Linked DNA regions of Mus musculus: regions 1 and 2 are each linked to region 3. A link is a loop called in an ENCODE intact Hi-C map of the cell type or tissue named here. Cell type or tissue: heart. All regions are shown on one strand. Each heading gives the region's core, and the rest is flanking DNA. Links, peaks and the distances in the headings are about the cores only. Region 1 holds the start of Eif3e (eukaryotic translation initiation factor 3, subunit E). Region 2 overlaps Emc2 (ER membrane protein complex subunit 2). Region 3 holds the start of Emc2 (ER membrane protein complex subunit 2).

Region 1 (10,587 bases), core at 766-8,765, 190 kb after region 3:
GAGGATGTGGAGAAAGAGGAACACTCCTCCATTGTTGGTGGGATTGCAAGCTTGTACAACCACTCTGGAAATCAGTCTGTTGGTTCCTCAGAAAATTGGACATAGTACTACCGGAGGATCCTGCAATACCTCTCCTGGGCATATATCCAGAAGATGTCCCAACCGGTAAGAAGGACACATGCTCCACTATGTTCATAGCAGCCTTATTTATAATAGCCAGAAGCTGGAAAGAACCCAGATGCCCCTCAACAGAGGAATGGATACAGAAAATGTGGTACATTTACACAATGGAATACTACTTAGCTATTAAAAAATGAATTTATGAAATTCCTAGGCAAATGGATGGACCTGGAGGGTATCATCCTGAGTGAGGTAACCCAATCACAATGGAACTCGCACAATATGTACTCACTGATAAGTGGATATTAGCCCAGAAACTTTGGATACACAAGATATAAGATACAATTTGTTAAACTCATGAAACTCATGAAGAACGAAGACCAAAGTGTGGACACTTTGCCCCTTCCTAGAAATGGGAACAAAACACCCATGGAAGGAGTTACAGAGACAAAATTTGGAGCTGTGACGAAAGGATGGACCGTCTAGTGATTGCCATATCCAGGGATCCATCCCATAATCAGCTTCCAAACCCTGACACCATTGCATACACTAGCAAGATTTTGCTGAAAGGACCCTGATATAGCTAACTCATGTGAGGCTATGCCGGGTCCTAGCAAACACAGAGTGGATGCTCACAGTCAGCTAGTGGATGGGTCACACGGCCCCCAATGGAAGAGCTAGAGAAAGTACCCAAGGAGCTAAGGGGAACTGCAACACTATAGGTGGAACAACAATATGAACCTACCAGTACCCCGGAGCTCTTGTCTCTAGCTGCATATGTATCAAAAGATGGCCTAATCAGCCATCACTGGAAAGAGAGGCCCTTTGAACTTACAAACTTTATATGCCCCAGTACAGGGGAACGCCAGGGCCAAAAAGGGGGATTGGGAGGGTAGGGGATCGGGGGGGGGTGAGTATGGGGGACTTTTGGGATAGCATTGGAAATGTAAACAAGGAAAATACCTAATAAAAAAAATTTTTAAAAAAAATGGGGCTCACAGCTAAACAAAGAATTCTCACCTGAGGAATACTGAATGGCAGCATCCTTAATCATAAGAGAAATGCAAATCAAAACAACCCTGAGATCCACCTCACACCAGTCAGAATGGCTAAGATCAAAAATTCAGGTGACAGCAGATGCTGGTGAGGATGTGGAGAAAGAAGAACACTCCTCCATTGTTGTTGGGATTGCAAGCTTGTACAACCATTCTGGAAGTCCGTCTGGCGGTTCCTCAGAAAATGGGACATTGTACTACTGGAGAATCCCGCAATACCTCTCCCGGGCATATATCCAGAAGATGTTCCAACTGGTAAGAAGGACACATGCTCCATTATGTTCAGTGCAGCCTTATTTATAATAGCCAGAAGCTGGAAAGGACCCAGATGCCCCTCAACAGAGGAATGCATACAGAAAATGTGGTACATTTATACAATGGAGTACTACTTAGCTATTAAAAAGAATGAATTTATGAAATTCCTAGGCAAATGGATGGACCTGGAGGGCACCATCCTGAGTGAGGTAACCCAATCATAAAAGAACTCACACAGTATGTACTCACTGATAAGTTGATATTAGCCCAGAAACTTAGAACATCCAAGATATTAGATACAATTTGCAAAACAAATGAAACTTAAGAAGAAGGAAGACCAAAGTGTGGACACTTTGCCCCTTCTCAGAATTGGGAAGAAAACACCCATGGAAGGAGTTACAGAGACAAAGTTTGGAGCTGATTCGAAAGCATGGACCATCTAGAGACTGCCATATCCGGGGATCCATCCCATAATCAGCTTCCAAATGCTGACACCATTGCATACACTAGCAAGATTTTGCTGAAAGGACCCAGATATAGCTGTCTCTTGTGAGACTATGCAGGGGCCTAGCAAACACAGAAGTGGATGCTCACTGTCAGCTATTGGATGGATCACAGGGCCCCCAATGGAGGAGCTAGAGAAAGTACCCAAGGAGCTGGGGGGATCTGCAACCCTATAGGTGGAACAACAATATGAACTACCCAGTACCCCCCAGAGCTCCCGTCTCTAGCTGCATATGTATCAGAAGTTGGCCTAGTTGGCCATCAGTTGAAAGAGAGGCCCATTGGTCGTGCAAACTTTATATGCCTCAGTACAGGGGGACACCAAGGCCAAGTAGTGGGCGTGGGTGGGTGGGGGAGCATGTGGGGGACTTTTGGGATAGCATTGGAAATGTAAATGAAATAAATACCTAATAAAAAAAAAGAATTTCTCAAAGTCTTCCATACTCTGCTACTACTTAAATTTGAACATCCCAACATCTATATGTTCAGATAAATGCTGTCAAATGTTAACTTTCCCAGGAAGCTCTTACTTTCTCAGGCAGTGAGTTATTTCCCTCTGTCAAGCCCCAGGAACACTATGCAAAGAGTATCCTCTCATGATGTTATGATGGCTTATTCTTTGCATAATGCACTCCTTTGAAACTATTCCTCGTGGGCTAGAATTAATTTTTTTCCTTTGTCCCTCAAGAGCTCAATATGGTGATCATTCAATATTCATCAATGATTCATCAAACATTCGTTAAATGTTCATTAAACATCTGGTGAGTTTGTAAGAAGCAAACTTTACACCTGACACTACCAGAGTGAGCCAGGTGAGGCTCTTCTTGTGTTTTCTCTGTAATATCTCTTTTCTGACAACACTGGAAAGAAACTATATCAATAAAATTAGCTTTTCAATATTTAGAAATTAACCTCTATATGTGTGTGTGTGTGTGTGTGTGTGTGTGTGCATTTGACTAACCAACAACAAAAATTCCAGAAGAAAAGTAACAGAGTTTCTAATTTGTCACAACTTTTATCAATCTTATAAGTCAAACCCAATTTAATTTTAAGGGACAAAGAAAAATCACTGTCTTCATGTCTTTTTCTTAAAAATTTACTAAGTGGCTATCACTGCCTATCTGATCAAATCAAGGTTTCCCAGTCCAGCTTTGAAGGCCTTTATAGACTCTCCACATATCACTCATCGAACCCACTAGCTGTCATCGAACCACACAACTGTCAGAATTAATCTTCCTGAAATATAGGACTATTTTCTTTCATACTCAAAAATGCTTTAAGGCTCCTCAGGACTTAAGATAAATTTCTAAGTGTTCACAAATATATTTGTCTCTTGTCCTTTTTTATTTTTCCTGGGACCGCAGCCTCTCCTATAGACACTGGTGTTCAGCTAAGTTTCCAAGTTCGTTTCCTCAGGTTACTCATTCATTTTCCTGTCTATGAGTCTCTCTGGTATGCAAGTGGTTCCTGGACCACCTTCAGTGCTCTCTTCTCTGTCTATTTTAAGATGTATCATACCCAGTCAGCCAAGCATTCTCTATCTGCAGTATTCCATTGGTAGTCTATTGGGCATCAGCCTGACTGATACTCTCTGTTCTGCTCATATTTCAATCGGCTGCTCACAATACTCTAATCTTCCCTTAGTTGTTTAGATCAGTATTACACCTAGTACTACCAGCATACAAACCCCATTCTTTTCACACTGCCTGCATCCTATATCTACTAGAAGATCTACTAGAATATCTTTCTTGTAAATATCTTCAAAGCATGTTTATATATGTTGCTGTGATCTTTCTCCTTTTGCCTTTTATGTTCACTATGAGTAGATTTTTTCATCCACAACTAATTGAAAGAGTCCATGTAAAGGTCATCAATAGGATAGGATGTGCCAGGAAGAAATGACCAGAGTCAAATATTAACAGGAGAAAATTGTTGTGGATAATTTAAGTAAATGTAAATAAATAAATGGCTGTGAACAATTTAAATACAAATGTAGGCTTTATTTATTGCCATGAGCTATCAGAGCTGTTTTACTTAACTAAATGCTTCTTGGATCCTCTGGTGCTTCCCTCCTTCATCCAGGTTATATTAGTTAGGGTTTTCTAGAGAGAGACTGGTTGAATGCGTGTTATGGTTTGTATACGCTCAGCCCAGGGAGTAGCACTATTAGAATCTGTGGCCCTGTTGGAGTAGGTATGTCAGTGTTAGTGTGAGCTTTAAGACCCTCATCTTAGCTGACAAGAAGCCAGTATTCTGCTAGCAGTCTTCAGATGAAGAGGTAGAACTTTCAGATCCTCCTGAACCAAACCTGCCTGGGTGCTGCCATGTTCCTGCCTTGATGATAATAGACTGAAACTCAGAACCTGTAAGCCAACCCCAATTCAATGTCCTTAATAAGAGCTGCCTTGGTCATGGTGTCTGTTTACAACAGTAAAACCCTAAGATGTGTGTGTGTGTGTGTGTCTGTGTGTGTGTGTGTGTGTGTGTAAATTGGATTTATTTGAATGGATTACAGGTTATAGTCTATTCCAAAAATGTCTGTCTCCCAATGAAAAGTCTAAGAATATAGTAGCTGTTCAATTAAGGCTGGATGTCCTAGGTGATCTTCAGTATAAGCTGGAATCCAGGAGAACTAGGTTTTAATGTCAGCGAAAGAATGAACTTGCCAGGGAGAACAAGGGCAAGCTAGCAAAGGGCTTAATCTTCTTTTTCTATACTTAGCCTGCCTAAAGGTCCAGATTAAAGGTGGATCTTCTCATCTTAGTGATATGGATTTAAGATAGGTCTTATCTTAAATAGCTTAATTAAGAAAAATCTCTCACAGATGTACCTAACTGCTTGTGATTTTGTTAGATTCCAAATGTAGTCAAGTTGACCACCATAAATAGCCATCACATATATTTCAGTGATCTAGTTTCTAGGCTTGATCATACTTGCCCCCATTTGTGTAAGGTGAATTACCTAGATTTAACCTCCCTCACCTCTCTTTCAAACACTCTTTCAGCTTAATTTTATGCATGGTTTTCAGTTCCATTAGTAAGTTACCCAGAGTTAATAGTGTATTGCTTTAGTACTGATCTTTGAGACCTAGTTGTAGTTTCAAATATGTACTCTTTCCACGTAGATGTCAGGCAGGCTATACTTCGTCTACTTATGTGTAAAACTAAACTCTTGGGTTCTTTCCTCCTTAAAACTAGCTTTTCTTTATTGGTACAAGAAGCGACAGAACTTCCAAACAAGAGAAATTATGTGCAAAGTTTGAGCCCCACCCAGAAGGCGTGGGGAGGGAGGGAGAGGCCACCACGCGCAACTGCTGCCGTTGTCATCAGCACGCTTGGGCGGGGCCACTACTGCACATGCGCAGTGCGGGGCCTGTCCGCCTCTCGGAGCTGTCAATAAAGTTTTAGCGAACAAGCGCTCCTTTCCCCCGGCAAGATGGCGGAGTACGACCTGACTACTCGCATCGCGCATTTTCTGGATCGGCACCTGGTCTTTCCGCTTCTTGAGTTTCTCTCTGTGAAAGAGGTGAGGAAGCTTTGAGAAGGAGGACGGCGTAGGGACGAGAGAGGCGCCTGGAGACGCGGGGAGGCGGCGGCAGGGCCTACACACGTGCGAGCCGGAAGCCGGCTTGGGCCGCCCTGACAGACACGGGCTGGGCCCTGGGACAGCAGCTTCCCGCGTATCGTAGCGCTGTCGGGGTGCTCGGGGCGGTGGGACTCGGCTGTGCGTCCGGAGGGGTGAGGTGACAGCGCGGGGTTCTGGCGACGCCGGGGTCTTTGCTTCCTGGCCCGAGGCTCAGGATCCTGCGGGCGGCCATGTCTGTTTTTGCCTGAAGCTGCGTTGGCTGAGCGAGTGCTTTGGGCTCGCCACGGATGCTATTGGAAATTTCAGTTTTCTTTTTAGAAATTGAGTCTATGGCCTTGGATTTGGGTTGTGTTCAGAATCCCATTACAAGATTCTCTTACATTTCAGGCATTCTAATTTCCTTGAAGTTGTGGATACTTTGCTGTGAATTTCCTGGTCATCGATAGATATTTATTTCATAGGAATGTAGCGTACTTTGTCAGATGAGAGTGAGGACCAAGAATAACCCACAAGCTGCAATGTAAACTTTGTTTTTAGTGTTGATGTTCAGACTTAACGAAGTATGATTCAGTCATAAATGTTCAATGAGATGTCCTAAGTATGTAGTTTGGGGACTTAATACGTTTCAGTCCTGAATTTAGGAGTTTGTTTGGGGGTACTGAGAAGAAGTATTGGATTAGAACTATTATGGCTAACTATATATTGGCTTTATGGAGAAATTGATGCATTTTACTAATTACAGTAAGTAAAGTGTAAGGCTAGAATTTTGTCTAGCAGAGTTAGTAAGTTGTGCTTTCTGGACACAGATTATAACAGGGAACTGCAGATTCAGGGGCAGGTATTTTGTGTTCACTGGCAGTTTTCTAAAAAGTCTAGTAAAACTGTTTTGATGACATATATACGCTTCCAGATAGCTACGGTTTATATGACAGGTATAGTATTTATATTCATAGGAAGTTTTCTAAACAAGTGTATTGTCAGCAGGGAACAGCAAAATTAATTTTCAATAAATGCTGAAGAATGTCTTGACAGGTGGGTCATGAGCTTGATGGATATATTCTTTTTGCATTGAATTTTGTAGTCTGCACACTAGAGAGAAAAAGTTCTGACTGTCTTTTGTTTCATTTTCTGAGTATATGATATATATATATATAGATAGACAGATACAGATATAGATATATACATATTGAAGTCTCTCACCTTGCTAGTGTAGCAGAGATATTTTAGATCTGCCTGAACTTAATATTTTTGTGTTTTTTAATGCATTTATGTTTTTAAGGGAAGAATGTGTAAGTGTAGATTGTTTATTCATAGGCAAGGCTATAACTGAGACTCGGGAAACATCTAAAAGAATGTTATTACCGGGGTAGTACGGTGGCTTTAATACTTCAAGAGGAAGACCGTTCCTAAATATTGAGACATAAACTATGAAAAATCCAAGCTAAATCTCCAGCATCTCACCATTGAAAAATGTAACCTTTTTATAGATTGATGTGTCTGTAAGGTAAAAATGATACATATCAGGCAAGTATTGACTAAATACTGTTAAAATTCAAGAATTTCTGTTAACCATTAGTGGGCAAAAAAAGTACTTTGAAAGGGGGAATTGAGTCTTGGAAGCTAGGTAATTAGGACAGAGGCAGTGGTCATGATGTTTGCCATTACTGATACATTTGTATATTGGAGTATAAAAGTTCCAGGAGAGAAAAACTGGTTTCTAATCTAGGTTCTCCACATGGCCTCAGCACTTGAAATAGTTCTGCATAAAGGCTTTTAATAATCATTGAATAGTTAAATGAATTATGAATTTGCATGTCACAGTTTATTGTGTGAAGTGTCAGGTTAGAGGGTGAGTGCCAAGATAAGAAGAGTGGGTTTTGAATTTGGGCATGGGTTAGGATCGTCCTCTGTCTCGATTCCTCTGCACTTCAGAGGTTTGTTTTGTTTTGTTTCTGGTTTTGTTCTTTTGTTTTTTCTATTTTAACCAGCTTCTCAGTCATTCTACCTCTCAGTGTAAGCTCTGTTCACCTGATTTGTCTGACTGTTGTGGAGGGGTTGTTTTCCCTTTGAGATAAGATCTTGCTTGCTAGGTAACCCAGGAGGGCTTTGAACTCCTTACCTGACTGTAATTTTCCCAAGGGCTGACTTTACAAAAGTATATCACCACCCCCAACTTTCTTTTTCTTCATATAAATGAAATTCACCAACAGGATTTTATACTTGTTTAATGTTTTGAACTCCAATCCCTTGATGTGACAAGCAGGCTGTCTACCACTGTGATCTATATTCCAAGCTGTTTTTAGAAACAGAGTTTCCCTGTGTAGTCCTAGCTGGTCTAGAACTCCCTACTCCAGAGGTCGTCCTGAGTATTAACAAATGTATACCAGCACCCCTGGCTTCACGAACTAATTCCTGAGTCATCTTTCCATCTGTGAAAGTCACTGGCCCTGTGACGGCAGTTATGAATACTGACCATCAGTGCTGATGGTTAATTTGTTGTAGTCTACCAGTTTGTTCATCCATTCTAGTACTAAACGACTGTGTACTGTAAAGATTTTTGGGAATTATACTTTAAATAGATGTACTCTTGTTTTAATATCTTACAAAGTTGGTGAGTCAAAGCATGTATGATGTCAGGAAATAAAAACCTTTTTTTCTTTTTTGGGGGGGAGGGTGGGTTTCAAGACAGGGTTTCTCTGTATAGCCCTGGCTGTCCTGGAACTCACTTTGTAGACCAGGCTGGCCTCGAACTCAGAAATTCGCCTGCCTCAGCCTCTGCCTCCCGAGTGCTGGGATTAAAGGCGTGAACCACCACGCCCGGCTTAAAAACCTTTTTTCTTAAATGACTGTGTTCTTGCTAGTAGGATTTGAATGTTCTGTTTAGTCTTCATTCACACTAAGACTGATACTCTCAGGTTTTTTGTTTTGTTTTTTTATCATAGTTTTTATATATACTTCCTTTTGATTAATGAGAGCTTATGTTGTTTTGTTCATTTGATTATCTTGATTTGTTAGTGACTATTAAGATGTTTTACCCATTTCAGTTGGATTGTCATTTGTTACTGTTTTGTTGGAGTTTTATATCTAATTTGGAACATTCACGTTTGAGTCTGTGTTACATGGTTGTGAATTCTTACTAGATCTTTCTTTCCTTTGCAAGATTAAACTCAGGACATGAGTCTTATTTGGCTAAGTATCTCTCAGGTTCCTAACATATCCTAAGTAGCCTTCATGTTTGTGAGTCTATATGTATAATGTATTTCCTGTGAGTTAATATGTGTTTCCAGAACCCTTTGCAAAGCAAAACCTTGTCATGAGGTTGTTGACTTACAAAATTGGTTCTAGTTTAATTTTAGAGGTACAGATGGAGAAGCATTTAAATGGTTGCAACTCTTAAATGAGACAAATATAAAGGTAAAGGAGTGGCCACATCAAGGAGTGGTGGGTAGTCATCATGGGGATGCAAAGGATAGTAAGGAGGTAAAATATTTAAGAGCCTATTCCTAATTACCTGGGTGTGGAGAAGAAGAGAAGGTGTGGATACTTTTGTGTATTGCATATCTTTCCTAGAACAAGTAAAAGATTGCTTGATAAAACAATAATTGAGATCAGAAGTAAATGGGAATGACATTGATTTTCAAATATTTGTGTAGACAGGATATTTTGTGTAAATTGAGTGCTTCCTATATTGGTTTCTTTTCTTTTACAGTGTGTGTGTGTGTGTGTCTGTGTCTGTGTCTGTCTGTGTCTGTATATGGACAAACTCACGCAGGTGATCCTGGGTGGTGAATCAATGCCTTTATATACATATACACTACACCAGTGTTCTTCTACTGACCTGTATATCTAGCCCTATGACGCTTTCTTTAAGTAAAAATGGTGGGTGGGGGGCCCTAGGGTGCATTGGTTAGCACAGCACATGCATGGAGGTCAGAGAACAAAGGAGCACTTTGTGAGGTCATTTCTCTTCATTTTTGTGTGGCATTCAGGGATTGAAACCTGTTCTCCTGACTTCCCAACACATACACAGACACATACTTTTTCAAAATAGTTTCGTGAAGTATGGTTTTTAAATAAACTGAAGAATTTAAATATTCATTAAGTTTTTTTTTTCTTGCAGATTTATAATGAAAAAGAATTATTACAAGGAAAATTAGATCTTCTTAGTGATACCAATATGGTGGATTTTGCTATGGATGTTTACAAAAACCTTTATTCTGATGATATCCCTCATGGTAAGTTTGTTTTTCATTTTTTATTGGTTATTTTATTTATTGATATTTTAAATGTCATCTCCCTTCCCAGTTTCCCCTCCATAAACCCCCATCCCCTCCCCCTGCCTCTATGAGGGTGCTCCCCAACCTGTCCACCCACTCTGTCTCGGCACTCCTGCATTCCCCTACCCTAGGGCATCAAGCCTCCACAGGACCAAGGGCGCTCCCCTCTCATTGATGCCAGATAAAGCAGTCCTCTGCTACATATCCAGCTGGAGCCATGGGCTACATATACCACCTGCCATGTGTACTCTTTGGTTAGTGGTTTAGTCTGTGGGAGCTTTGGAGTGGGTCTCGTTGGTTGATACTGTTGTTCTTCCTATGGGGTTGCAAACCCCTTCAGTCCTTGCCCTAACTTCTCCGTTGGGGTCCCTGTGCTAAGTCAGATGATTTGCTGCGTGCATCCTCATCTGTATTGGTCAGGCTCTGGCAGAGCCTCTCTCTCAGGGACAGCTATACCAGGGTCCTGTCAACAAGTGCTTCTTGGCAACAGCAGTGGTGTCTGGGTATGGTGTCTGCTGATGGGATGAATCCCTAAGTGGGGCACTCTTCTGGATGGCCCCTTTCTTTCAGTCTGTGTTCCACTCTTTGTCCCTGCACTTCCTTTTGACAGGAGAAATTCTGGATTAATATTTTTGAGGTGGGTGGGTGGTCCCATCACCTCATGGTAAGTTTTATTGTTAGAACTAAAACTTGACAGTAGCTGAAAATTTATGTTTTATGATACGTGGAAGAACTGTAGCCAAAGACATTTAGTGCTTGTGTTCTTAAAGTCATTGGATGAAAAGGCATAG
Region 2 (10,587 bases), core at 1,773-9,772, 55 kb before region 3:
CAGAGAGGCTTCCACTAGTAGTTGGTGTAAGCAGGAATAGGGACCCATGGACAAACATTAGGTGGAGCTCCAGGAACACTTGAAGAAGAGAGGGAGAAAGGATTGTAGGAGCCAGCATGGTCAGGAACACCAGGAAAACATGGGCCACAGAATCAATTAAGCAGGGCTCAAAAGTGGCTCACAAAGACTAAAGCTGCAACAACAGAGATGGTATGGGTCTGCATTAGACCCTTTGCATACATGATGTGGTTGGGGGGGTTGCTGGGACTCCAAACAGTGGAAGTATTGCTATTTTGATATCAGTGAAGAACATCAGCTGTAGTAGCAATGATGAGATAGTTGTGATTATCAGTGAGAGGCAAGGCAGGAGGATGCTTTTCTTCTGCAACCTACCCTTTGTATGTGGACTGAGGGTAGAAGGACCAGCCCATTCTTGGAGAGTGTCTTCTTCCTCAGTAAACCTTCCTGGAAATTTCCCCCCAGAGATCTACCCATAGGAATACCTTAGTGTATTTCAGATCCCATTAAATTGACAACACTTACCATTCCATCAAAATTTGAGAATTAAATACAACAATTATGAAAGCTCATTTTTGCTAAAGTATCTTTATAAGATGTCATAAAAAAACCAGAAAATAAGCTTAAATACTTGAGGTATCAAAATCATGCAGTATTATGAAAGAGGTTATTTGTTCAAAAAGATCAGAAGTAACCTTCTAATCAGTAGCACATAAAATCTATTACATATAAGATTTTAAGATTCTTTTATTATTTCAGAAAATTATGATTCATAATGTTCTATCACACAAGAAAACCACTACCAGACTTTACTGAACACTGCCATGGAATTTTAAGTGCTCAAATGAGCAGAGATAAATATTTTAATGAATGAGCATGATTATTTAAAATAAAAAAATAGAAATAGAAGACAATAGTAAAATTTAAACCAATTAATTCTCCTCCATAAAACTATGGTCAGTAAATCATTTTTCTAAGATAAGGGAAAAAAATGTAAGAATTGATGTCACTTTTGAAATCATGTATTTTATCTTTAAAAGAAAGCTTGTCACATACTTAACACTCTCTTTAGATTTTCTTTAGCTGTTATAGTCTATAACAAAAATCCCCAGTGGTTTTAGTTGTATATTTCCAAAGTAGTAGTAATAAAGATACTGTCACAGAGCTGGGTGTGGTGGCACACTTGGGAGGCAGAGGCAGGCAGATTTCTGAGTTTGAGGCCAGCCTGGTCTACAGAGTGAGTTCCAGGACAGTCAGGGCTGCACAGAGAAACTCTGTCTCGAAAAAAAAAAAAAACCAAACAAACAAACAAAAAAAAACAAACAAAACAAACAAACAAAAAAACTGCCCCACAGGTACTTTATAGTAGATGGAAATTACAGATATCTCTTATATGTTTTAAAGTATATTGGAATTTCCTGTTCTACTATACAAATTCTGGGTCTTAACCTCGCTCCTAGCAAGAAAGACATAAAACCTATCACTTTAAAATGTTTTGTTTTCTCCTCCTTATAAATGGGGCATGTCATGCAGTGGTGGGACATGCTGGGAAGGTGGCATATACTTTTAATCCTAGCACTTGGGAGGCAGAGGTTCACAACCAGTCTGGTCTACATAGCAAATTCCAGCCAGGTCAGACAGGACTACATGGAGAAAACCTGTCTTTAAAAATAAATAAATAAATAAGAAAAGCATAACTCTTCCCACATGGGATCACAAAATTTCCCAACCCTTAGTTTCATTATCGTTTGAAGGTGCTGCATAAGCATTCAGTTATGAGATGCTGGACTTTCACTCTTACATTGACATCTTGGAAAGTTGATTAGTGATTTAAAAAAAAAAAAAGAAGAATTTTCTTTCTTATTGACTATCTTTCATACTAAAAGAAAGCTCCTTGAGGGCAAAATCTAAGAATGAGATCATTATCTGTGGCTCCATTTTCCACTTCTTACCTTGTGGTGTCCAGGTACTGCTGCATACCAGGTAGGAAAGAATGGCAGGCAGTCTAAAATGGATGGGTTGGCAGGATCCAGGTCTGGCAGGGGATGTAGCAAGGAGAAGGCCTTCTCCTAGGATTTTAGTATTACAGGCGCTTATACCGGCTCTTATACCGTATTCAACGAAGCGGCTCTTTTAGCTGAGGGTCAGTGAAACAGCTTATGCACATGCACTTTATTCAGGTTGAATCAAGACAAAAGGAAACTTAGAGAGAGGGAAGGGATTCTTCTTTGGCTGAGTTTCATTGGCTGAGGCTTAAGGTTCTGGGGATATTTCATTTCCATGGAGAGACGTTCCTCAGGTCGAAGATTGAGGGTCAAACTCCACAGGTCGTGGAGAAGATGAAGACCCTCTAAGAAAAGGGAGTATTCCATTTTCCGCCAAGCACAGGAAAGCTGTCTGGACCTGGTAGACTACAACCTCAGTAGCAAGGTGCAACAATGATATCACTATCACCCCTTTTACACATATGTACCACCATATCTGTGACATGAAACATTGTAAGTTCATGTTGAATCAAATGCTGTCTCTAATACTGCAAACATTGAAATTTTTAAAAATCTACAAAATTACAATGAAAATAATGTATATACCTAAGCATTAATTCTTTATATTAAGGACCCATATTAAAGTGTTTCTATAGTCTTGATTGCTCTTGGGATGCCTGATGATAGTCTGATGATGATCAAACAGGGCTATGTAGTAGACAAAGCCAAACTTGTAAAACTGGATTGAACAATATATGGTAAATCTAAAACAAAATTTATTTTTAAGAAAAAATCGCAGACTCTAATAAATTAACTGTCATTTCCTATCTTGGTTCTTTCATTATAACTGAAAGCTGAATTTTTAAGATAGTTTATTTAGATTTTCAGTTGCAGTTGGGTGATATAGCAACACGCGTGTAATCCCAGCCCTTGGGAAGCTGAGGGAAAAGGATCGAGCATTCAAAGTTAGGTTTGGTGATAGGGAAACCCTGCCTTAAAAATCTGAAAAAGGTTCCCCTTGTTTAAAGTAAATGATGCATTATATGATATTGATGATTCCTCTTCAATAAGCAAACAAAATTCAGAATTTCCATATGGACTAATTCCCCATATTAAAATTCCAATTAAAAGCCAGTGCCCTGTCAACTGACAGAGTACAGTGTTCTTGATCTCCTGGGTTTTTATATTATTAGAAAAGCCTGCCTCATGTATAGAACAAGGGAACACGACTGCAGCTACATTTTGTGTTCTTGGAATGAATCAATGCAAGTAACGAGAAGCTTCAGTTTCATTGCCCAGAAGTCAAGTTTAATATGCTTTCTTTCCCCTTCTCTTCAACTGGCTGAAATACAAGTTCCACTGCAAATGCAACAACCAGCAAACACAGATGCCATCATAAATATATTTTGTGCCAAGCAGAAAACTCTGCACTGACGAACAACAGAGCTCCCCATGGCAACTGCAAGAGACTCTGGGTACCATAAAGCCATAAGGCAATATTATAAATAAAATGTATATATCCTTTAGAACTAAAACATAAATTTGGGTTTAAAGGGTTTTTTTGTTTTGTTTTGTTTTGTTTTAAAGCCACTGACATTTACTATAACTTAGTGGATAATTTTTCTGTCTGGTTCATATTCTTAGCAGATTGGGAAATTTCATAAATCTTTCACTCTGAATTTCTGCAAAATGTAAGCTGCTGTCAAGGAGTTCCTGCTGGGCTCTAAGCAAAATTTGTCATAATCAATTAAAAATAAACCTAGCCTATAACTTTCAAATGTTGCTATTTAAATTCACAGACTGATAACCTCAGTTTGAGTGTTGAGAAGCTTAGCACTTCTTTGCTACTCCTTGTGGACATCAGTTGGCATGGAGACAAAATATGAGGTCAGCACACTTTCCTAAGCATTCTCTTTAGGACAAGTATATGCCTGAGGAGAAGGGAAACTGAAAGGAGACATTCTTACTGGGAGCTTTTGCATTTGTTGGTAGAAGACATAGATAGAGACCACCAGAGAACGAAAGCGCTGCTTCAGCAAGCAACCTGAACTCAGTGTGGCCCATCTTGTAAGCAGTATCATCTGCCCTCAAACATTCCAATCGTGAAGTAAAAAAACTGCGGCTCTTACAAGTGCCATTTGTAAGAACTATGAGGAATAGGGATTTTTTTTTTTTTCAAAGATAGAACTGAGGATTTTGGTAGTTGTAAGTAGCTCAGGATTCAAATTTTAAAGTTTTTTTATCGATGTTGATGAAATCTCTATCACAATCTCTAGTATATATTAATGCTTTTCTCTCTCTCTCTCTCTCTCTCTCTCCCTCTCTCTCTCTCTCTCTCTCTCTCGCACTGTCCAGTTAGTTGAACAGCCTAGAGAACTCAACATCGTAAGCAACAGTATCTTCATTAAAAACCTTTATTTTAGTGGTGAATTGTTAATCTGTTCTGAGGTCCTAGTGGTGATCACACTTCTAACACTGTTAGAGTTTTCTGGATTCACAAATGAAAGACACACATTCAACCTTTATATTTTGATACGCCATGACCAGCTCAATGGTTGGGTGCTTCCAAACCTCTCCTCAGCTAGCACACACTCACCTCTGGTATTTCTCAGTTAACACTTTCTAAACCTGTTTTGTACCTTTCCTGCCCTGTTTTCCCTCTGGGCAGCCCTCCCATGGGGCTGCCTTCCTTCTGCACCTCCACTGCTGGACGATTCTCTTCAGAAGCTCCGAAATCTCATCAGGTTCAGTGTCATGGCACTTCTCTTCCTTCTCTCTTCTGCATTTCTTGCCCAGGAATCCTAAAAGTCCTTCTACTTTTTTTACCCTGCCCAGCCATTGGCCTTTGGCTCTTCATTGATTAATCAAAAACCAATTGAGGATAGGGACCCTTAGCATCTGGAGATGCAGATTCCTGTGTGATTTGGGGAGCTGAATTAAGACAAAGCATTAGAACCAATTCTCAACACTTCATCCCTATGAATAAATCTTAAAACCAGCCCTCCTTAGGTTTTGACGTTTTGTTCCAGGGCATGTCTGCCTGCATATTGGTTACTCTTCTCATTGCTATGACAAAAGAAAATTCAAAGAAGGGTTGTTTTAATTTTTTTTTATGTTCATGCTTTAGAAATGAATACAGTCTATCACAGCAAAGGCATGCCAGCAGGAACATGAGGTAACACTGCCTAAATGATTATGAAGCAGAGGGTGGTGAGCAAGGGATCCTGTCTATGGAATCTCAAGTCTTGCCCCAAGACAAGCACTTCCTCCAGGTTCCAAGTGCTCCCCTCTACAGGTTCCAAGAACTTGTAAAGCAGCAGCAGCATCGACTGGCCACCAAGTGTTCAAACACATGAGCCTATGGTACTATTCCAGATTTAAACCACAAGACTACTTGAAAAGCCACAGGGATCAAATCAAAGGGTTTTAAATTTACATTTGTATTAACATTTGAAAATGTTTCCTACTGGAATACAGGCTAATGTGCATCCAAAATGCAAATTTCCATCATCAGACAATATTCAATGACTAGGACCTCAATTAATACAATTACACTTATAAACTCAATGAACACACCAAGGATAAATGACGCTGCCCTTGTTAGACATACACATAAGTATTGATTTATTCACATTATTTAACTAATAATCATATATTCAAATTAATCCTAAGGCTTTAAAACTTGTAACTCTTGAACTTAATTTCTTATTTACTACAAGTTGGCATGTTAAGTGAATTGCTGAATTGGGATAATCAAATAAGAAAAACATCCATCAAATATATAACAACTTTAGGAAAGTCTGATGTCAAAAAGCTAGAGCACATATATAACAATGTTCCACAATTATTTTAACCTCTGGATTGATTTGAATAAATCATGACCACATTTTGTAGTTTAAAATAACATCAACTGCCCCTAAATGGACTTCCTTGTCTGTCCTCAGTGGGAGAAGATGGGACAAGTCCTGCCGTGACTTGATGTGCAGGGGCTTCTCCAGAGAGAAGGGGAAGTTGGAATGAGGAGAGATCAAGGGCTGATAGGGGGTTGTAAAGTGAATAAATAAATTTTAAAATAATAAAAAAATAATACCAACCTAGCCTGCGGGTTCTAGAATTTAAAAAAGGTAAACACTAGGTGGCGTACTTCTACAGGCTTGTGAAATAGTATAGAACTTAACATGAAAGCTTTGTTATTTCAAACCAATAATTACTAAATTATGAATTTTAACTAATCAACTAAAATTGATATTTTTAACATATCAACTATAGATATAATGCTATTAATGCTACAAAATATGCTGTAGAATAGTCAATATTTCCTTGTGGGAAGCTAAAGAATATGATCAAGAATGTGAAGTCTATAGCTTCCTACCTCAAAATGAAAACAAATATTTTGTTGAACACCTTTTACTGATTTCTTTAACCTTTAAAACAGTTTTCTTTCTAATCTTTATAATAATGTTTTTTTGTGTGTGCAGGAATTGGAGTCATATGGAATATACATCATTAATTACTCTATTTCAAAATTATTCTACATGTTCACAAAACATATTTTTGGACAACCAGGTGGCTTGTTAGACACACTAACTGAGCTCCTGACACTGGAGGGTGTGTTTGCTACCCACAATCTTGATTATTACTGGTGATCAATCGTTTGTTTGTTACCATGTAGAAGGTACTATTTGGAGTTCTTTTTAAGTTCTTTTTAGAAAGATGTGTGTGTGTGTGTGTGTACATACACGCATAATATATATGTATCTTCAACATTTTCTCACTACCCTGATTCCCCTCATTAATATTTTAATTACAAAAATGATAGGCATCTGTATTCCAGTAGTTTGTTTTAAGTCACTGAGGGGTTACCAAACAATGGGGCTGTATTTTCTCTGGTCCTCTCTGACCTACGAAGAATGACAGTTAGGCCAGGAAACTGAAATTAGATCCAAAACCAGTTGTCATTTGAGCTGAACATTTGAAAGCAGTGGTTCCTTCTTAGCACTCTGGAGACCTTCACTTTGACTGCCAATTGCTGTGGACAGCCAAAGCTACAAGGGGTCTCAGAAGATGTGGCACACTCACCCTTCCATGTAATTCATAACCCATTTGCCTAAGAGGTACTCGAAAATAAATTCAAGTCACAAAGGACACTCAATACTTTATCCCACATTTGATGGGCAGTTCTTAAAATTTCTAATTCATTCTGTTATATAATTTTTTTACTGTTACTGTATAAGCTTCCCTAATAGTGACTTCCTTGCTAAAGGAAGTTCACCAAAGTTACACAGTAACTTGATAGAAGTAGAGAATTTTCTCACATATCTAAACATCTTAAAAATGAATTTTGTAAACTGGAGAGATGTTTCTGCAGTTAAGAATACTGTTCGTTCTTTGAGAGGACCAGAGTTTGATACACAGCACCCAAATGGCTCATAACCATCAGTATCTCCAGCTCCAGACAATCTGATGCCTTCTTCAGGCTTCGATATGTAGTGCACAGACAATAAGGCAGGTGAAACATCCATATACATAAGATTTTTAAAATGAATTTTAAATTCTTACAGTTTTTATATTCTTGTGAACAATAGAGATGCAAATATCATACTGGAATTCACTCATTTTTTAATGAAGGTTACTTCTAATTTAGTTTTTGAGAGATATCCAAATTTACTATAAGCTGTACAAGAACAATGGCTAAGGAACTCTGTATTCTTGCTTTCTGCTGTGCTATTTTGTGTGGAGCAGCAGTATTGCATACTATAATACAAAGCATGTATCTTCCCTACATTATGGTGATGATAATATTTTGTTGCAAAAAACCCCTGCAATTATGAATGTATATGGATGTGTACCTATAGACCTACAGGAAAATATTTACATATGAATATCAATAGGCTACTTTATAAATGTCTAATGTTTCTCATGATATTGAGGGCACTTAACATAAATAGAAATAATTAACCTTAACTTCTGAGAAATTAAAGTGATAGTTACTTAAAAGTGATAAACTATTCTTAAATTAAAAAGAAAAAAAATACTCCAAAATATAAAATACATGGGGTAAAAGGTTTGTGGTAAAAAGAAGTTTGAGTTAAAAATAAAAGAAAAAAGATGCAAAGCGAAAAGAGAAAAATATAATACAATAAACACTAACATAAAAAAAGGTTAAGCAGCAAAGAATGAAACATACAGATCTCCACAGCAACAAGTCTCCATTGTCCACCAACTTAGTATAACAATGGGTTTCCAATTTCAGTGGCTCTCAGGATTACCTTTCAAAAACACAAAATGCTAGAATTAGTAGGGCGTAGCTCACTTGATAAAGCATTTGCCTAAGTGTGGGTTCAAGGTCAAGGCCCTGGATTTGATCCCACCCAATTCCTCCAAATAAAAGCACATGCTGTTTTGTTAACTATCTGTAACTGTTCCAGAGTACTTTTAAAAGTTGCTCCAACACATTGTTTCAAACAGTACTTTCGAAAATCAAATGTCCATCCAGCTATGGGTCTGTTTCTTGGTTATCCTTTCCTGCCTGCCGATCCGATCTTCATACTGACCACTCCAAGAGTCCTGCTCACTGCAGCCTTCTATCTTAGTACCTAGCAGCACCATCCCTCAATTTTCTTGTCTTCAAGTGCTAATGCCCCTCTCTGGCGATGCCTTTTCACACACTGCAGAATCATCTTTTGACCTACAATAAATGGAGAATCCTGACAGAAATTACGTTAATTCTATAGAACCACTTTGAGAAAACAACTGTTAAAATGTTAAAGCCTTTAATCCCGAAAAAATGATTTTTTATATACATTTTATTAGCATGAGTCATATTCATCAAAAAATTTCTCTTTTGCTTAGCAAAAAACAAACAAAAACCCAAAACCTTACTGACCTTACTGAATTAATGTATGAATCCGGTATATTTTGGACGCTACCTTAAACTTTTTCTGTGGACAATCTTTTTAGTGGGAAGGAGATGTAATTCTTTCTTCCTTTTCAGTTTACAAGCCTTTTATTTCCTTTTTCTATGCAATTATGTGGCATAAATGAAGAAAATTTGTCTTTGCTCAGTATCTTACTGAGAATGTATGTAGTTTTTCTGCCGTTAAGTTGCTGTTGATTCTGCTCATCAAGTAAGGAAAGTTTTCTTTTGTTTCTGAGGCTTTATTCTGAATCATAAATGGAAACTGAAGTTTGCCAAATGCTTTTTCTACATAGATCTAGAGTTTTTCTATTATGATAAAATATATTTATTTTCAAATATTTAGCCTCACATTTCTGACACAGCTTCTACTCATGTCCTGTATCTGTCACAGAAAGGAAATTCTGTCATTGTCTAAACAAAACAGCTCACTGTAAATAAAGAAGAAATAGAAATTATCTGTGTACTTATATTAAAATTTATAAATTACTACTATTAGCAACAAACTTAGGCAGGAAGTTATTTTAAAAATACCTTTGAACAATCAAAGGAAACCGCAGGGAGCAGCCACAGGAAGAACTAACTTTCTTACTACACAAATACAACTTCAGAGATACATTCATATCTAGCAAGGGAGAAAAGGTGCAGGCACGAGGTTATTTATGTTTCATAATGCTGATAATATAAATGTTTCATAATGCTGGAGATGCAGTAAGTAGGTTTGTATACATAAAACGTATATCTTTATGCTAACAGATCGGTGGTGAAAAAGTATCTTCACATGGGCAGCATTAGCTCACAGAAGACTACAAATTTCTGTTCATTGCTCATGAACTTATAAAATGAAAATACCTATAACATGTAAGATTAAACACCAAAAACAATTTTCTGGTACAAAGAATTATTTAAACGGTTAAAAGTAGCTGATAATGAAAGTAGTTGTCAATATTTTCTGTAACCCCTACTCATAGTTGGAGAATAAACAGCCCTGTATAGACAGCTGCCTGGTGCTTAGCACTCAAATCTTTTCTAACCTATGGAGACAAGCAAAGTGCTGTTGAAGGCAGAGTACTGGCTATGCACTACTCAAAGAAACAGACAAGAAATTGTAGTAAAGAGATGACTATATATAAGAACAGTAATAATATTTTAAAAAATAGTTTAGATTTTTCCTTTCCCCTGAAAACTAAGGAGATCCCAGTGGTTACAATATCCTTGATATTTTTATGATTCTAAATATATTATATGTAATTCACAATTAAAAGCTTTAATAACCATAATGTGTAAAAGGGTTAATTCTAAATGTTTAGCCCATTATTGCCTTTGAGGCATTTTATGGATAAAAATGTCTACATCAAACAAAACCTTCACAGAGCTATCATCAATTTTAAAGAATGTTATAATTTATGTAAAATTTATTATTAGAACAATTTGAAAGAATAAAAACCTCAACAGCCCACTGAAATGTACAACAAAATCCAGCCTGACACTGTAAAATACTCAAAATAATTTGTTTCTGCAAGCTATATATTTGTATGTTTCTCCTCACCAACGAGAAGAACTTAGCTGACAAATGAGCTCTACAACAACACACGAATTCCAATAAAACAAAAGAAACTAGAATTTTCATACATGAGTTTAATAAACCATGGTTTATTTAATAAGGTG
Region 3 (10,587 bases), core at 1,748-9,747:
AGCGTTTGTTCTTCCCCCAGAGAACCAGAATGCCTTCCCCAGATGCACTTGGCCAAAAATAGGTAGTAAATAAATAAATAATAAAATAAAATAAAAATCCCAGTCTGGAGAACTAAGATCTGAAAATCTTAGTTCATAAGATTTTATAAGGTTTATAATAATAAAAACCAAAACCAAAGTATTTTAAAAGCATGTTTAATCTGATTCCTTTTACACAATATTACAGGATAAATGTTTGCGATTTTTCAAGTTAATTAAAAACTTAACTAAACTAGAACTCCCAAGACCTTAAGTGGCAAACAGGCCTGTGGAAGGCAGTCAGTGCTCTCACAAGATGTAAAAGGCTCTGTCTTCTCTGCTCTATGCCATTAGTTGTCTATTCCTTGCTAGACACTAGATCTGCCAGGACCTGCCTCTCCACTTCCTATCCTCTAGAACCATATGAAAACAATGTATGATTTAAGACATCCACTGTAGTATATTTGTCTATTAGCCTGAATTAAGACAGATAGCTAAGGTACAATTAAGTATCTACCTTAGAACATACATCTTTCTTATTTTCATCTGCACACACAGATCAAGATTGGAAATGCAATACTCAAACATCTGCTCTTCAAATCTCAACACTAACATTTTCTACCTGGATATTCGCTGAGTCAATCACTTTGCATTTCAACATTCTCATCTACCAAGTGAAGATAAAAAATAATACTCGTATAATTTGGCTACTGTAGTGAGCATTATTGTGTGTGCTGAAAACAGAAAATTTTGTTCGTTTGTATGCATGTTGCTGCTTTGATGATTCTCCCTCAATCAGCCTCTATTCAATAATAACCCCAAACACTATTAATCTTGTTCTAACTACACTATCTTTGGCTTGCTCTTCACTTTGCATTTATAGCAGAAAATTTAAATTTGAGTCAAGAAACTACCACCTTATGGCCAAAATTTGTAGCCAATTGTTTTGCAAGCCAACTTTTATTAGAACATATGTTTAGGGAGGTTTTGTTTTTCTGTGCTGTAATGTTACAGGAAGAGCCAATACAAGCCAAATAATACACAAAGCTGCTGACATTTAGAACATTTAGATAGAAATACTTACTATCAGGTTCTTCTTTATTAAAAGAAAACATGCCGATGCTTGGCTCTAGGCACTAAGAAGCAGAATGACAAGGGATGTAGCTGGAGAACTAGTATTAAATCAACTGCCTCATCAACCTGAAAGTGGTGATTTGGGACTTATCACTGAACATTTCTACCACTTTGGTTATTAAATACACAGGATTAGAAGCTTTAACGGGCTCTTGTGAAACTTAAATACAGCAAAACCGAGAGCCCAGGTTTGGACAGTGGTGTGGTTTGGACTTTTCTTTTACTTCTAAGTCGATTTAAATTACTAGCCCTTGTGAATTCCTCATAGGCACTGCTACAGTCTTTCAGCCAACTTCATACATACACTGCCCCCATTTATGTAGTGTGAGTTTAGGACTCCTACTATCGAGTAATTTATAGGAAGCATTCTAGTAAACATCAAACACTACAAAAGGCTAGGCTACCTTAAGTAAGCAAAATAAGGGGAAACCTCTGGCTAGAAAGAAAATTTGGGGAGCATCCCTCCCTTGAGTATACTTCTTTTTAAAGCTGTTCCCCAAAGCCAGCATGCTCTTCAAATCCAAGCTCATTTTATTGTATACTTTAAAGGTAAGCTACTAATCACTCTCTGTATGCTATTAACTTCTGTCTTTGTACTAGGGGTAATAGCAATAGGAGAGGTTACAAATGGGCTATCCTGTTTATTTTTCCCTAAGGACTAGGTCTCACTGTGCTAAGACACCTGAACCTCAAGAAATGAGGAAATAGCCTGCTTCCTACTCTTGTTTCTTTTGTACAAAACTCCTTTCTCCATGTATTTCCAACATTCCAATATAAATACTCAAAGACCATTTACAGATTCACTTATATGAATCAGTATATACCTTCTAACAATTATTCATAGTCCCAAAATTTGGATCACCAAATTAGTGATAATGAAATTGCCATGGCTCTTAATGGATGAGGTGGGTACTAAATTTGAAGGCAACATGTAAGTTATTACAATGCATAGAAACTTCAGTAGAAGTGTTCTTCCAGCTATGTATGGCAGTGCACTAGTGAGATGCGAAGTCAATCTAATGTGTTCCAGCACTTGGCAGCAAATGGATGCAGAGAACCCATCAAAAGAACAGTGTGAAAAAAATGAAGTAAACCTAGAAATCGCTATTCAGAAACAAAAACAAGGGGCAGGGGGGAAAGACAATTCACCTGATACAGTGCTTACTGCAGAAGGATAGATAAAGACCTTAGTTCCAATCCCTAGAACCACTGCAAAAACCTGGACATGGAGACACTCTCCCTTAGTTTTAAGAACACAGAGAAGTGGATCCTGGAGACCCACGGGCCAATCAGTCCAGCCAATGAGTGAGTTCAAGATATAGTGGGAAAAACTGTTTTGTAAAATTAGGTAGAAATCAATAGACAAACACCTGGCAGGAACTTACGACATCTACATACATACACACACATACATACAAAAAGATAAAAAAAAATCAAAATCTTACAAAGAGGGAGTTATTTGTAATGGTAAGCATAACAGATATATAAAATATAAACATTTGAACTGGCACAAGGTTTTCCTAGCACCTTAAAGAAAAAGTAAGATACAGAAACCAAACTGTTGATACTTATACAATGCAGTGCCTATACCTCAATCTCAGAGAAAATCACAAAAATGTGGCCGAAAAGTTGAGAGTCAGCAAACCATAATGTCAGCTATGAGACTATGTCTTCTAGATATGAGAGGGAAACTGCATCCATGAACTGTCAAAATTGTGGCTTCTTAAGGTATGAAGTAAAAAGGGAGGAATACAAACAAAATTTTCTACAGTATTTTAAAAACTCATTTCACATCTATTATGCTAGGCTCTGCACAAGGCACCCTATCCAGCCATGCCTAAATATATATTCTCAAGAAACTTGACTACTTTCCTTACAAGTCTAAATTCTAAATATTCTACTTAACAAATGTTTTCAACTGGCTTACGAAATGAACATTTTATTTGTTTATATCATCTATTTGAGACTTAAAAGAGTGTTAAACTTACTAAAGTCTTTTATATGCATTCCTATTACAAAAATTACAGGGTCTGGAGAGATGCTCAGTGGTTAAGAGCTCTTGTTGGGTAAGAGTCCATGTTTTGCAACCATAAGATCCTGAGTTGAATCCCTTGCAAAACATAAAGAGCCCTGCTTGGCTCTAACCCCAGCACTAGGAAAGAGGTCAGGGGAGGAGATATTGCTCACTGGCGTTTGCAGTCTTCTAGCCTGGCTTCAGGTTTAGTGATAAACCCCGCCTCAAATAAAGAGTGTACAGCAAGATATATAACTCCCTCTCCTGGCATCTTTGTGCCTATGCACACCCACACTCTCATGTATGACATGTAACAAACACCACACAAAGAGACATATATATGCACACACACAGACACCCCACACATACACACTCTATTGTGTTCTTTGGATCCATTTCTGATGCTAATGGAGGTCCTAAGGATACAGCTGACTCTGTCCTCCATATCCAAACAAAACTCCATCTGAGTGTCATCTCATCAACCATCCATATTCTCATAAAACAGGTTTTCAGGAAAATTAAGCCTTCATTTTACAAAATAAGGAAACTGTGTTCTAGTCACTGGGGTGCCCAGGTTCACATAAGATAGTGGCCAGAAAGCTAGAAAAAGCATGGACAACTTATTAGTGTTGGTTGTAAACACTTTGAATAATTCAGTCAATTAGTAAATAGTTTCTTCGCTGTGCCAAGCACTAGTTACATAAAAGTGAGCAAAGTAGGCCTAGTTTCTTTCATTCTAACAGAGAAAAAAATTTGAGGTAAAACAAGCAAGCAAGTGCTTCAATAGAAAGAAAGCACATAGTCCAGGAGGTTTTGTTCCATTCAGTTGCTTGAGATTTTCATTTTCGTGTTTTTTCCTCTTTACTTCTCTTGTAAATATGGTGGCAGGGGTGAGAAGATGCGTGCTTAAGGGTACTGCAACCTGTAACTTTTGAGCACGATTCTGAGAGACTAACATTTAAGAGTGAGGCTATGAGGGGAGAACTCTGTTGATGGAAAGAATCACTTGTGCCAACCACGAAGACAAGTATATGCCAATTTAGGCAATCTAGGAAAGACAAGCTGAGCCAGCTCAGAGTTGGGACAGGCAGTGGCTCCAGCTAGATGCCATCTAGAGCCAGATCATTCAGCAGAATGACATAATAATCCCAGCACTTGGGAGGCAGAGGCAGGTGGATTTCTGAGTTCAAGGCCAGCCTGGACTACAGAGTGGCAGCCAGGGCTATACAGAGAAACTCTGTCTCGAAAAACAAAAACCAAACAAACAAAAAAAACTATCAACCAACAACAAAATCTTTTCTCTCAGGTTAGAAGCTAACTGACCACTTTAAAAATAATTTCTTCTTTCATTGCTCAACAAATTACACAGCAGTCACTATTCCAAATCTAGTTATATCGCTATACCTTAGAATGCCCACAGGACAGCATGAAGCTACGCAGAATCATTTTGCTTGCCAACAGTAACATAATCTTTGTCCTTGATTTGTACACATTAACAGATTTTAAAAGCTATCCTTCACATACCTTAAAAATATCACTTTTCAACAATCTTAAGGTATTTATAACATGTTTAAAAGCATTGAAAGGAACACCTACTAACCTATCTACTTTACAGTGGAAGGGTATGTGTTGACATGAACCTTTTAAAAATGAATTGACAGGTCTGTTGTTCCATTAAACTGTAAACTCTTTGAACATTTGTCTTATATGACATAAAGAACTAGGACTTACATTTTTTATTCAATATAAAATCTTTTCCTTCTTATACTATTTGAGATTTATTTGCATTCAAACAATTCATGTAAATTTCACTCTACATGTTAAAGATCCCACAAAAGTATTCAATGGGCAAACTAGCTACTGAAGTACACTGTACTGTGCCAACTGCTGGGAATATGGACAGAAATCTCATGCTTTTAAAAACACCCATTTATTTTCTTAAGCATGACTCCCACCAACGTTTTTTGAAAGAGATAACAGCTCATACAGAACTGATCCAAGATTTAAATATTTTATTTAAAGATTCTCCACTCTTGGTCAATCAGACAGGATAAGACTATCACATGTGAACACATACCTCCAATTTAACCAGTTACAATCTCCTTCAGAAAATGAATTAGTTGGCAGAAAGTAAGTAGGAAGCTACATTGTGTGTGCTTTAAATAGGACTGGCCAAGGAAGTTAAAAGGGGAGACTTTCTAAACCCATGGAAAGTGCATGTTGAAGAAACAGATCCCATTGGACTATCTCTTCGCTTCAACACATTGATCCCGCCTCCTCGCCTCCCAGAAACCACATGCTGTGTGACAGCCGCAGCTCCGCGTCCCTCCTGCCTCCTAAACAGTAGATGACAAAACCGGTGCGCAGAGAGGCAGGTGGATCGGTGTACGGGCCAGCAATCGCGACACTGGTACGCCGCAGATTGTGGCCGGGCCCAGGAAGGAACCAGCCCCAGTGTCCACTCGGTTCGGGCAGTTCAGGGAGAGCTGCCCGACGGAGGACACAACCGGGTACGAATCTCTCCGGGGATTCTGGGTAATTCTAAACCATTTCCCAGGGCTTTGGGTCTTCCTGCACCCTCCCCGCCCAAAATTACCTTCCCAAGTCACATCGTAACGCTCAGTGACCTTCGCCATCTTCCTAGAACCCGGAGTCGGCGAGGAGAGAGGGCGGGGAGACGCAGCACTTCACCCGCGACCGGGAAGTGGCAAATGACGAAGCCAGTTTTTATTGGTCGATAGCGGGGAGTGGGCGGAATCTTCCTCTCATTTGTAAACCACTCAAGAGGAGAGAGGGCGGAGCCAGAGAGGTCTGAGTGGCCAGACTAGTGGGAAGAAGCCGGAGAGGCGGGGCCGGAGGGCGGGGCGAGGCGGGGCGGGGCCAGCGGGGAGCTGAGGGAGCTGCTGAGGAAGGAGTCTGTGACAGACAGCTGAGGCTGAGGTACTTGGGCTGAGGTAACTTTCTACTTTTACTGCAACTTTAGATAACTATCTACTTTTCCTGCGATTTTATCAAATGTAATGTCTTTAGTGTCTGCCGCTCCAGGTTTTTTTATTTTCCTTTAGCTAGACTCATTCAATTCTTTCACAGTCCTCAATGATACCTCAGCCTTAATGAAGTATCATTGACAAAAGAATATATATATATATATGTATATATATATGTATATATATATATATATACATATATATATATATATATGGTGTATAGGGTAATGATTTGAGATTATTACTACAATTAATTAACTTATCTATCTCTTCTAATAGTTACCATGTTGGAAGGTAATAGCTTTTACCAAAATATCAAATATATGATGTGATACTATTGTTGACTAAAATCTCCATATAAACAAAAAAGTTTCTCCTCAGACTAAGCAGACTTAAAAAAATATTTCATTCAAAACAATATTAAATGCTTCAGTCAAATTCATACCAATGCTCTGATAAAACGGAGCAGTGTAAATATTATCCCATACTGTTTCTTTCTCTTTTTTGCTTTTCCTCCATCCTTCTCTATTTATCTATATCTATCTATCTCTATGTCTACCTCTATCTCTCCTTTTCCTCTTTCTCTTTTCTTATACCCATTCCTCTTACTTTTCCATTTCTGAAAGCTCAAATGCAGACCTACTTTAAACTTACCTCTTCATTTTAGTCTATCATTAACCAAATGTCCCACACGCCCCCCCCCATTTTTGCTTTTACTCAATTATTTAAAATCCTATGTGGGCCAATCTCCTCTACTTCCAGTATAACAGCCCAATACTTATTGCTAGTCACACTGCAGTTGTGACCCTTTTGCCTCCCTTCCACCCATACTATCAGTATACACAGTGCCATTGACTCACCACTTCAAGAACTAATATTTAAAAAGCATCCATTTTATACTCATTTTGTATTCAGTTATTATCTACTGTTATGAAAAATGGGTTAGTTACTGAATAGTTGCAAACAGGAAATATTCAAACTCAACCCTCAGCAGCAGTCAAAAGATAGAGCCTGGTACCTGGAACACCAATCTAACATAGCACTGCACCACAGCTGACCTCCAGTCTTAAGCAACAATTTGACCCCCTAATAGTCATATCCCAGGAGATAAACCTAAGAAGCATGAAAATTTAAGACAACTTGATACCGCCAAAAATTACCAACCTCATTCAAATGGCCTCCAGCAAAAATGATTAACATAGAAGTTCATATACAGAATTTTAAAAATCATTTTAAATATGGCACAACAACTCACAATGGACTCAAGAATTATCACAGAGAATACAGACAGCAAAATGAAATAAGGAAGTTCATGTATGTTGTTGAAATAATTTAATAAGGAGATAAAATACTGGAAAAAATAAAACCAGAATGATAATGGAAGTAAAAAAAAAAATAGGTCGGACTCCAAAAAAACAAATAACCCCATTAAAAAATGGGGCTCAGAGCTAAACAAAGAATTCTTACCTGAGGAATACCGAATGGCTGAGAAGCACCTGAAAAAAATGTTCAGCATCCTTAGTCATCAGGGAAAAGCAAATCAAAACAACCCTGAGATTCCACCTCACACCAGTCAGAATGGCTAAGATCAAAAATTCAAGTGACAGCAGATGCTGGCAAGAATGTGAAGAAAGAGGAACATTCCTCCATTGTTGGTGGGATTGCAAGCTTGTACAACCACTCTGGAAATCAGTCTGGCGGTTCCTCAGAAAATTGGACATAGTACTACTGGAGGATCCCGCAATACCTCTCCTGGGCATATATCCAAAGGATGTTCCAACTGATAAGAAGGACACATGCTCCACTGTGTTCATAGCAGCCTTATTTATAATAGCCAGAAGCTGGAAAGAACCCAGATATCCCTCAACAGAGGAATGGATACAGAAAATGTGGTACATTTACACAATGGAGTACTACTCAGCTATTAAAAAGAATGAATTTATGAAATTCCTAGGCAAATGGATGGACCTGGAGGGCATCATCCTGAGTGAGGTAACCTAATCACAAAAGAACTCAAATGATATGCACTCACTGATAAATGGATATTAGCCCAGAAACTTAGAATACCCAAGATACAAGATACAATCTGCAAAACACATGAAATTCAAGAACGAAGACCAAAGCGTGGACACTTTGCCCCTTCTTAGAATTGGGAACAAAATGCCCATGGAAGGAGTTACAGAGACAAAGTTTGGAGCTGAGATGAAAGGATGGACCATCTAGAGACTGCCATATCCGGGGATTTATCCCATAATCAGCCACCAAACACTGACACCATTGCATACACTAGCAAGATTTTGCTGAAAGGACCCAGATATAGCTGTCTCTTGTGAGACTATGCCGGGGCCTAGCAAACACAGAAGTGGATGCTCACAGTCAGCTATTGGATGGATCACAGGGCCCCCAATGGAGGAGCTAGAGAAATACCCAAAGAGCTAAAGGGGTCTGTAACTCTATAGGTGGAACAACAATATGAACTAACCAGTACCCCCCAGAGCTCATGCCTCTAGCTGCATATGTATCAGAAGATGGCCTAGTTGGCCATCATTGGAAAGAGAGACCCATTGGTCTTGAAAACTTTATATGCCTCAGTACAGGGGAACTCCAGGGCCAAGAAGTGGGAGTGGGTGAGTAGGGGAGTGGGGAGTGGAGGAGGGTCTGGGGGACTTTTGGGATAGCATTTGAAATGTAAATGAAGAAAATACCTAATTAAAAAAATAAATTATAAAAAAAGAAAAGGTGACCATGAAAATAAAAGTAGCAAAACACTACTAAGCATTCCAAAAAATAGGTCAAGTAAAAAGTTAAGTGGACATCCTCACCAACTGAATGGATGGTATTGGAGATAAAATATCATGTATGAAGAGGTGAAAACAAAAATGATGTATGAGTCAGTCAAGGTCAATGATTTTTTGAATGTATGAACAGAAGATGTCAAAAACTATGGCAATACCTACATATTCTAAATATCCAAGAAGAAATTTTTCATGCAAATGCCATAAAATGACATCATGGAAGATATTTTCTCAAATATAGTGAAAGGAAGCCTATCTAGACACAAGACGCATATAGAACAGCAAAGAAGCAGAACAAGAAGAGAAACTCTTCATTTATATTATATTTAAAACCCTAAATCTACAGAACAGAGAGAGTGTACTGAAAATGCAAAGAAGAGCCAAGTCACATAGAGAGGCAGGCCAGTCAGAAAAGCTTCTGACTTTTTCTTTTCAATCCATTAACTCAAGAAGGACTAATATCTCTCAAACTTTGAAAGATTATTACTGCACACCCTCTCTAATATACCCAGCAAATGTCTGCCATAATTCATGGTGAAATAAAAACTATGATAAAAAGCAAGCAAAAGGAATTATTATTGACCACTAAAGTAGCCCAACAGAGAATATTGGAATAAATACTTCAGTCTGAAAAAAAAAAAGATGAACACAATAAAGAGGTTAAATAAGGGAAAAAATGCTGCAAATGTTTCATCACTCATTAAAGAGAAGAAAGAGAAATTCTCAAACACGAAAAGATTAATAAAATGACAGGGAACAATATATACCTTTCAATAAAAACTAAAATTCAGTGACCTAAATCACACATCAAAAAAGACAGACTAGCTGACTATTTAGAAGACAGAATCTTTCCTTTTGCTGCTTCAAGAAACATGTTTATCACTAAATATAAACACTATCCTAAGGTGAAAAAATTTCAAAAAAAAAAAAGGAACTGAAAGCAAATAGAACCAAGAAACAAACAAGTGTTCCTATTCTAATGTCTACAAAACCAAATACTGTCAAATGACAAAAAGAGGGTGCCTTAGTCAGTGTGTTATTGCTGTGAAGAGACACTATGATCATAGCAACTCTTATAAAATAAAACATGTATTTGGGGATTGGTTACAATTTCAGAGTTTTAGTATATTATCATTATGGTTAGGGGCTATGGTGGCATACAGGCAGACATGATGCTGAAAGCAGCTGAAAGTTTTACATCCAGAACCAGAGGAAGCAGGAAGAGAGAACCAATGGTCATGGCTTGGGCTGTTGAAACCTCAGAACCCACTCCCAGTAACACACTTCTTCCAATAACTACCCTAACAATGCCACACCTCCTAATCCCTCTCAAGCAGTGCAATCATTAAAATTTGGGACATGACAAGAATGCCCACTCTCTCCCTATGTACTCAATATAGTACTTGAAGTTCTAGCTAGAGCAATAAGACAACAAAAGAGGATCAAGGAGATACAAATTGGTTAGGAAGAAGTCAAGGTATCACTATGCACAGATGATTTAATACTATATATAAACGACCTCCAAAATTCTACCAGAGAAGTTCTGCAGCTAATAAACAACTTCAGCAAAGTGGCTAAATACAAAATTAACTCAAAGAAATCAATAGCCCTCATCTGCACAAATGATAAATGGGCTGAG

Evidence for each region. Peaks named below come from ENCODE experiments on the same cell type or tissue, not always from the same donor. Only the 100,000 strongest peaks of a DNase experiment are listed, where the experiment ranks them.
Region 1: it touches region 3 in a loop (3-fold over the local background); 19 of 42 quality-filtered maps call a loop at or near these places.
Region 2: a loop joins it to region 3, with 2.4 times the contacts of the local background. A loop is called at or near these places in 4 of 42 quality-filtered maps.

The regions. Positions count from the first base shown.
Region 1 is chr15:43,277,475-43,288,061 of GRCm38, reverse strand. It overlaps Eif3e (eukaryotic translation initiation factor 3, subunit E), which reads left to right and starts at 5,326. Exons shown (of 13, transcript NM_008388.2): 1 at 5,326-5,459; 2 at 9,640-9,754. The coding sequence starts at 5,370. In heart, for the core only: no CTCF peak of the experiment used is centred there; a DNase peak (open chromatin) is centred at 5,301; H3K4me3 peaks cover 2,151 bases; H3K27ac peaks cover 1,500 bases.
Region 2 is chr15:43,527,729-43,538,315 of GRCm38, reverse strand. Emc2 (ER membrane protein complex subunit 2) reads right to left here. Exons shown (of 11, transcript NM_025736.2): 11 at 10,539-10,587. Among named protein-coding and RNA genes, the nearest start is that of Gm41316, 30 kb to the right of the region's middle. In heart, for the core only: a CTCF peak has its summit at 6,135 (motif pointing right); no DNase peak of the experiment used is centred there.
Region 3 is chr15:43,472,501-43,483,087 of GRCm38, reverse strand. Emc2 (ER membrane protein complex subunit 2) reads right to left here and starts at 5,859. Exons shown (of 11, transcript NM_025736.2): 1 at 5,763-5,859. The coding sequence starts at 5,802. It overlaps Gm10373 (predicted gene 10373), which reads left to right and starts at 6,052. Exons shown (of 3, transcript NR_046064.1): 1 at 6,052-6,120. In heart, for the core only: no CTCF peak of the experiment used is centred there; a DNase peak (open chromatin) is centred at 5,907; H3K4me3 peaks cover 1,352 bases; H3K27ac peaks cover 708 bases.